2 separate regions of the Homo sapiens genome follow, and region 1 is linked to region 2. A link is an interaction called in ENCODE POLR2A ChIA-PET data of the cell type or tissue named here. Cell type or tissue: K562. All regions are shown on one strand. Links, peaks and the distances in the headings refer to the core of each region. The heading gives the core; the rest is flanking DNA.

The links. ChIA-PET counts read pairs that join two places held together with the same protein. Peaks named below come from ENCODE experiments on the same cell type or tissue, not always from the same donor. Only the 100,000 strongest peaks of a DNase experiment are listed, where the experiment ranks them.
Region 1: POLR2A ChIA-PET joins it to region 2 with 6 read pairs; 5 of 35 experiments call an interaction of 5 or more read pairs at or near these places.

Annotation. Positions count from the first base shown.
Region 1 is chr17:42,134,102-42,138,490 of GRCh38, forward strand. All of the region lies in intron 1 of RAB5C (RAB5C, member RAS oncogene family), which reads right to left. Among named protein-coding and RNA genes, the nearest start is that of HSPB9, 13 kb to the left of the region's middle. In K562, for the core only: no CTCF peak of the experiment used is centred there; a DNase peak (open chromatin) is centred at 1,773.
Region 2 is chr17:41,676,964-41,681,352 of GRCh38, forward strand. No RefSeq gene overlaps it. Among named protein-coding and RNA genes, the nearest start is that of EIF1, 9.7 kb to the right of the region's middle. RefSeq lists an enhancer at 1,761-1,990. In K562, for the core only: a CTCF peak has its summit at 2,403 (motif pointing right); DNase peaks (open chromatin) are centred at 1,758 and 2,368; H3K4me3 peaks cover 1,016 bases.

The sequences.
Region 1 (4,389 bases), core at 100-4,099, 460 kb after region 2:
AGGGCGCACGGAGATATGAGGGTGTCTAAGCCAGGGGAAGGCCAGACCGAGAGCCCCAGGAAGCATTATACCCTCTCCTCCCAAGCCTGGGAAACTGAAGACATGGCAGGTAGTAAAGGTGAATGCATTCACTGAGCTGTCCTGCCTCCCAGGGATGTGTGTCTTACTGGCAATCTTTCTTTTTGAACCCCTGGCAAAAATTATCCACTTGTGCAGTCAGGTGATGGAATTATAGCCAAAACTGACATAGTTTTCAAAGTCTTCTTTGAGACAAAAATCAAATTCTCCATAAGAGCTAAAGTTACAGTCAAAGTTGATTTTTTTAAATTAGCCAACGTGGTGGTACACGCCTGTAATCCCAGCTACTTGGGAGGCTGAGGCACAAGAATTGCCTGAACCCAGGAAGCAGAGATTGCAGTGAGCTGAGATCGCGCCATTGCACTCCAGCTTGGGGCAAAAGAGTAAGACTCTGTCTCAAAAAAAAGTTGACTTTTTTTCACAAGTACAATGGCCGTGCTGGAGCTTCAGATCTAGGGAGAAAGATTCTCCTTGCCATGGACCCACCATCCAAATCAGAACCCTGGCTTGTTCAGAGGCCACTAAGAACAAGCACCAGTCCCAACCTCATGTCTTCCACAGGAAAGGGGAGAGAATGTATAAGGACTTGGAGTCACACTATTTTCCTATTAATACAATGCACATGAAAGCGCAGAAGGGATCTAAGCTCCTAAACACCCTGGCCCTGTGCACAGGCACTTCTGGGCCAAGGATGGAAGAGAAAGAGAAAGAAAAATGGGACACTGTTCTTCCCTGCTCCGGGGTTCCCTCTGCTCTGGACACTACAGGTCAGTGGGTCTCAAATTCTTTTTTTTTCTTAAGTTTTTTTTTTTTTTTTTTGAGACAGAATCTCGCTCTCTCACCCAGGCTGGAGTGCAGTGGCACGATCTCTGCTTACTGCAACCTCTGCCACCCAGGCTCAAGCGATTCTAATGCCTCAGCTTCTAGGAGTAGCTGGAACTATAGGTATACGTCATTACACCCGGCTAAATTTTTGTGTATTTTTTGTAGCGGCGGGGTTTTACCACGCTGGCCAGGCTGGTATCAAACTCCTGCCTCAACCTCCAAAAGTGCTGGGATTACAGGTGTGAGCCACCTGTAATTTTTTTTTTTTTTTTTTGGAGATAGAGTCTCACTGTTGCCCAGGCTAGAGCAGTGATGCAATCACGATTCACTGCAGCCTTGACCTCCCAGGCTCAAGTGATCCTTCTATTTCAGCCTCCAGTCAAACTCTTCTTCACCAGAATCACCCAGGGCCTTTAGAAAATACCCTGACCAACTGAATTAGAATCTCTAGAGGTGGAGTCCAGAAATCAGTATTTTAAAAATAAGTTCCCAGTGATTTTAAGCAGTTGATCGAAGCACAAGAGCTACAGTTGATATACGAAGGAGGGAGAAATCCAAGAGACAGAAAGGCACCCCCGATCAGTGCTGTGCACAACTCGTAAGTGTGCATGTGTAAGTCCATGAATGTGGGAGGGGTCTTCAGCTTCACTCAGCAACTGGAGCCTTCTCCAAGACACTAGATGCTGCTGCAATTCCTCCCCCTAACCTCCCTTTGAAAGTTTCACCTTTCCTCTAATCCACGAAGTCACCCACTTCATATGTTTTGTCCTTCCTGGTAAAAGGGTGAGCAATTCCAGCTGATGAGTGTCTCGTGTACTTCCTGTTTGCTTTAGAGACTTCCTCTAGCTGAGAGTCCTGGCACAGCCTGGAGAGCAAGCTGATTAGGGAAACCAATCAGACTGTTGACCAGGGCAGGCGGGGCGTAGAGACTAGCTCACTCAAGGTTAGCCAGGTGGCCTGAGAACCAAGTGACCCCGCCCAGGGTCCCCTGCAGGTGCTTCTGACCAGTGACTCTTCAGCTACATTTTACCCCGGAAAAGGGCATTCCTGAATATTTAAACAAGAGTCCAGCAAAACAAAACAAAATCAAACCAAAAAAACAACAGCAGAAAGGAGTTGTTAAAGAAAATGGAGCAAGAGACACAGGAGGAAGTAACTCGGTTCAAAGGCTAAAGTGGAAGACATTTGATTTAAAAGCCAACTGGAGTCAAGGTTTTGCAAATGCTTCCCAGGCTCCGATTAGTTGGGGAGATGATTTACCCATAGGCTCAAGAACACAGCTCTTCCTCAAAAGGGAAAACCACTGCCAGCACACAGAAACAGAGGACAGACTCACAGCAGGACTATCCAGGCTTCTAGCTGGTTGCAGACCCAGAGGAAAGAAGAATCTGAAGCAACGCCAGCCACGATCCACACGAGGTACCCACAACCTTCCCCAGCGTGGCTAGCAGGTTAGGACTTGGGAGGCTGAGCCGGGTTTGGTTCAAGCTCCACTCCACCGTTTATTAGCCGTGTGACCTTGGCCAAGTCACACAAGTGATCATTATCAGCTTCAGTTCCTTATCTAAAAATTGGTATTCTTTAATACTAATTGCATGGGGTAGTTCAGATCAAGTGAAACAATGCACCACAGTATCAGGCTGAAGGTGAGCTTTCAACAAGTGGCAGGTTTATTACCCCAGAGGCTAGAATTGGTAGTCAGAGCCCAAAAGGGCCTTAAAGACCCCATCCTACTGTTGACAATTAAAGAAAAAAAATGAAGGTGAGGAGAAGTGACCTGCCTAGGGTCACACAGCCAGCTAGCTGGTGGCAGAGCCCAAGCCTGCCCAAGACTCATAACTCAAGCAAGGCTCTCCTATTAGAGATAGAAAGAAAAACCCCAGAATATTAACAATCTCATTACCATAACCCCTGTTACTAAAAATAACAGGGACTGCGACCTTCTATGCATGTTTTTAAAAAATGTAGCTTTTAGCTAGGAAAAAATGAGTTTCTATCAAACTGAAAAAAGCACATTGCCGCCGGGTGAGGTGGCTCATGCCTGTAATCCCAGCACTTTGGGAGGCTGAGGTGGGTGGATCACCTGAGGTCAGGAGTTGGAGACCAGCCTGTCCAACCTGGTGAAACCCCGACTGTACTAAAAATACAAAAATTAGCTGGGTGTGGTGGCTGGCACCTGTAATCCCAGCTACTTGGGAGGCTGAGGCAGGAGAATCACTTGAACCCAGGAGACAGAGGTTGTGGTGAGCGAAGATCGCACCATTGCACTCCAGCCTGGACAACAGAGCGAGACACTGTCTCAAAAAAAAGAAAAAAAAAAAAAAGCACACTGCTGGATGGAGGAGTTATAACTTGATTTGAGAGGTAAATACATGAGTGTATAATAATATAAAAACCCATCGAGCTGTATTTACAATTTGTAAACTATTATACATAAGTCACATGTCAATAAAAAGGTTAAAAAATGCTGCTGGTATAGAATTTTGCATATAATCATGAAAAGTTAAAGCTTGGAAACGATATGAATGCAATCTAGCTCCTCTGTATATAAAATATTTTCTGCCTCTTTAGTATGAAGAAAATAATATTAAAGACAATCAAGGGCCGGGCACGGTGGCTCACGCCTATAATCCCAGCGCTTTGGGAGGCTGAGGCGGGTGGATCATGAGGTCAAGAGATCGACACCATCCCGGCCAACATGGTGAAACCCCGTCTCTACTAAAAATACAAAAATTAGCTGGGCGTGGTGGCGCATACCTGTAGTCCCAGCTACTCGGGAGGCTGAGGCAGGAGAATCGCTTGAACCCGGGAGGCAGAGGTTGCACTGAGCTGAGATAGTGCCACTGCACTCCGGCCTGGCGAGAGAGCGAGACTCTGTCTCAAAAAAAAAAAAGACAATCAAAAAGATGATACCTGAATTGGAAAAGACCAACGGAGAACAAAGATACCCAAATGTTAAACACAAATAAGGTGCAAGACAATGGGATTCCTCATAAAAAATAAGATTCCCACATATATATTAAGGATATATTTACTGTTTGGGCTTAACTGTGGGCTAAAGGATTTTCAAGTGGTTTAAAGCTTCACAATAATAAAGAGAAACTGATATTTATGTCTTTTCGATGGGGAGAAAGAGGTTATAACAGTATGATATTCTCCACTCCCCAACCAGTCTAGAGTATATCTGCAGAGGAAAGGGGGGTTTAGGGGTTGGGGGATGGAATCAAAGAGAAGGGTGTCCTCTGTGTGACCAGGCCTATGGAACTGCTTCACACAGGGCCTGTGTCTTACCTAAGAGTCTAACAGGGGAAGCTTGGCCCTGGCCCTGGAAGCCAGAAGCTTAAGAGCCCAGGGTGAGATCTAGCCGAATCCCAATGGGGGGTGTTGCAACAGGGTGGGCTCCACCTCCCACCTTCAGGAGGTCCAGCTCTTAAACCTAGACTTGGGGGAGGCAGCAGTAGGGAGGAAGGTGCTGCCTTTCCACAG
Region 2 (4,389 bases), core at 243-4,242:
CTACAGGCACCCGCCACCACACCCGGCTAATTTTTGTATTTTTAGTAGAGACAGGGTTTCATCATGTTGGCCAGGATGGCCTTGATCTCCTGACCTTGTGATCCACCCGCCTAAGCTCCCAAAGTGCTGGGATTACAGGCGTGAGCCACCGCGCCCTGCCTGTTTTGAGTTTTGTTTTGTTTTGTTTTTTGAGACAGCGTCTCACTCTGTCTCCCAGGCTGGAATGCAGTGGTGCGATCTCAGCTCAGTGTAACCTCTGCCTCCCAGGTTCAAGCAATTCTCCTGCCTCAGCCCGTTGCTGGGATTACAAATTGCTGGGATTACAAGTGCCCACCACCACACCTGGCTCATTGTTGTAGTTTTAGTAGAAACAGGGTTTCACTGTTTTGGCCAGGTTGGTCTTGAACTCCTGACCTCAAGTGGTCTGCCCGCCTCGGCCTCTCAAAGTGCTGGTATTGTAGCAATGAGCCACTGCACCCAGCCATCTGCTGTTTTTTAGTTGTATTCTTTTATAATAAGCTGTCAGCCTGGTAACTCAACTGTTTTCCTGAGTTCTGTGAGCCATTCTAGCAAACTATCAAATCCAAGGAGGGGTTGTGGGAACTCCTGATTTATAACCATTGGCCAGAAGCACGTGAAGCGCAGACTTGTGGCTGGCATTGCAGTGGGACAGTCTTAAGGAATTGGAGGCTGCAGTGAGCTATGATCACACCACTGCACTCCAGCCTGGGCAACAGAGCAAGACCCTGTCTCTAAAAGTAGATAGATAGATAGATAGATAGATAGATAGATAGATAGATAGACAGACAGATAGATAAAATTTTAAAATGAAGTGGGGTAGTATTGTAGAGTTAAGCCATTAACCTGTATAGTCTTGCAATAGGAGTTCCACAGGACTGGTTTTGCAAGGTACAGGTCACGAAGACCCCTCTGATAAAACGAGATGTGGTAAAGAAGCCAGCCAAAACCAAGATGGTAATGAAAGCGACCTCTGGACTGGGCGCGGTGGCTCACGCCTGTAATCCCAACATTTCGGGAGGCTGAGGCAGGCATATCACGAGGTCAGGAGATCAACACCATCCTCACTAACACGGTGAAACCCCATCTCTACTAAAAATACAAAAAATTAGCTGGGCCTGGTGGCACGTGCCTGTAGTCCCAGCTACTTGGGAGGCTGAGGCAGGAGAATCGCTTGAACCTGGGAGGCAGAGGTTGCAGTGAGCTGAGATCGTGCCACTGCACTCCAGCCTGGGCGACAGAGCAAGACTCTGTCTCAAAAAAAAAAAAAAAAAAAAAAAACAAAAAGAAAGCAACCCAACCTCTGGTGTCCTTACTGCTTATTATATGCTAATTATAATGTATCAGCCTCGTGGTCAGCAACCCATTTTTGGGTCCCCTCTCACTGTCGAGAGCTTTTCTGTCCCTCAATAAATTCTATTCTGCCTTACTCACTCTCTGCTGTCCATGTACCTCATTTTTCTCAGTCATGGGACAACAATTCGGAACTCATTGAACTACGGGGGTAAAAGAGCATAAAAACTTCTTAGTAATTTTCCACCAATCTCCCTACCCTGTTCCTTGGCTATAAATCCCCAATTTTCCCTATTGTAGAGAGAGTGAAACCCAGTCTCTCTCCTCTGCTACAAAACCCCAATGTAATAGCTCCCCCTTGAATAAAGTCTTCCTTCATCTTTAACAAGTGTCATGAGTAATCTTTTCTTTAATGCCACACTGACCTGGGCAGGACATTCAGCACCTCCCCCAAGCTCTGGGAAGGGAAACCAGCAGTGACTACAAGGATGCCTGTATGGGGCCCTGGACCAGACCCAGACAATCTTCCAGGGCAGGCACCCCTTCCAGGTTAGGGGCACAGGCTCTGGATCTGAATTCCAGCCATGCAACTTACCAGCTGTGATCTTGCAAAAATGATTCCTCTCTATGATTCAGTATCTTTGTTACCAACAAAGCTGGTCCCCAGAAAATGGAGCCTTTCCCCGTTTGGTGTTACAAATCAATATGCAAAACTGAAAGTGAATGTCAAGCAGTGCAGGCTTTAGATTAGACGGTCATGGAATTGAGAAGTGGGAGCTTGGGCTCGGCTCCTGAGAGCCAGGAAGTCACAGATATAGGGCACCTTTAATGAAAGGGTTGGATATTAAAAGTAAGGGGAGGAATATTCATTTCTTTTCTGGGAATGGGTGGAGAACTCCTTGAAACTGGAGTGCCGTCTTCCTTTTTGTGTTTTTGTGGTTTCTTCCGGTCTTAGTCACAGTGATTGTTAACTGTCATGGTGCTGGTGGGAGTGTCACTTAGCACAGAAATTAGTTATAATGAAGTTAGAGGTTCTTCAGAGGTCAAGTGAGCTGCCTTGGATCCCACAAGTCTTAGCCAGTTTGGTCAGAAGGGGGAGCTTTTGACCTCAAGCATCCTGTTTCCTAAAGATAAGCAGAATTAAGGCAGGGTAGAAATTCACCTATGTCACACAGGCATTACACTGGGTAACATCCTCATCTGTAAAAGAAAATAACAATTCTCGCCAGGCACAGTGGCTCACACCTGTAATCCCAGCACTTTAGGAGGCCAAGGTGGGCAGATCACCTGAGGTCAGGAGTTCAAGACCAGCTTGGGCAACATAGCAAAACCCCATCTCTACTAAAAATACAAAACTTAGCCAGGCATCATTGTGGGTGCCTGTAATCCCAGCTACTCAGGAGGCTGAGGTGGGAGAATTGCTTGAACTCAGGAGGCAGAAGTTGCAGTGAGCCAAGATTGTGCCACTGCACTCCAGCCTGGGCTACAGAATGAGACTCCATCTCAAAAAAAAAAAAAAGAAAAGAAAGAAAGAGGGAAGGAAGGAAGGGAAAGGAAGGAGAGAGAGACAGAAAGAGAGAAAGAAAGAAAGAAAGAGAGAGAAAGAAAGGAGGGAGGGAGGGAGGAGGGAAGGAGGGAAGGAAGGAAGGAAGAAAGGAAGGAAGGAAGGAGGGAAAAGAAAGAAAGAAAGAAGAAAAGAGAAAAGAAAAGAGAGGGAGAGAAAAGCAGGAGGAAGGAAGGAAGGAAGGGAGGGAGGGAGGGAGGGGAGGGAGGGAGGGAGGGAGGGAATTTGTTTGAATCTTATGTTGTGTGCTGTAATGAGATTGTCCACAGTAGCACTGGCCTCCCAGACCCTCTCCAAATATGCACGGCACATCTGAGCTCCGGAGAGAATTGGGGTGCATGCCCCAAATGCTGGCCTCCATCAAGAAAACAGATAACCCCTTTATAAGAGCACAATCATCCCAGAGGTTCCTCGCTCAGGAAACCTGGTCCCTCTTGGGTGGCCAGGCAGCCCAGCAGGAAGAGGGCCACCACCGCTATCCTGCCAGGTCTCTGTCTGCAGAAGGACTAATGAGCTTTGTCAGGATTCCATGGGACAGGGTGTGAAACACTCAGCTAAGCTCGTAGCAAGAGCTCAACCACTGTAAATTTCACAAAATAAAAAAAAAAAAAAGACCGTACAAAACTCCTCTCAGGAAGAGTTTTATCTATGGTAGAGGGACAGCTGCTAAGCTGTTTGGGGCAAAGGATGAAATCGATGCCCCCCACTGCCCCGGTGCATGCTCAGGTGGCAGTATCTGTCTTGGGCTAGGCAAGTGAAAAGAGGAGAGAATTTCACCTTGTTGGCCCAGGAAGGGACACAGTTTGGGTGAGTGAATACTCAATAAGCCACTTGAGCAGGAAAAAGTTCCCTCGACATCCTTGGCCCGGCTTTGGTACATATGACCATCACCAAGCTGTCTTCTAAACTGGGAGCAGGGAGAGAAATATGCAAGCTCACAGCAGAGCTAAATCACTGGGAACTAGAGATGCTGGAGGCGGGGGCAGGAGACAAAGAAATGAGGCAGGTGGTGGCAGAGAAGGCTGGAAAGAACAGCCGTTCCTGTGACTAGGGCCTGCCATGTGTGTGCCAGCAGGCTCGCTTCAGCCTAGCATCCTGCTGAGCAGCACTGTCCAGTAGGAATAGAACGCACACCACACATGCAACTAAATAGCTCCTGGGGGCTCCCAGGAGCCACGTTTCTTTAAAGTAAAAAGAAACAGGTGAATTTAACTTAATAGTATATTTTATTTAATATAATAGATCCAAAATATTCTTATTTTAATAAGTAATTCATATAAAAAGTATTGTGAAGGCTGGGCACAGTGGCTCACACCTATAATCCCAACAATTTGGGAGGCTGAGGCACGCGAATGGCTTGAGCAGAGGAGTTTGAGACCAGCCTGGCCAACATGCTGAAACCCCATTTCTACAAAAACATACAAAAATTAGCCGGGCTAATTCGGTAATGTGCGCCTGTGATCTCAGCTACTCAGGAGGCTGAGGCAGCAGAATCGCTTGAACCCAGGAGGCAG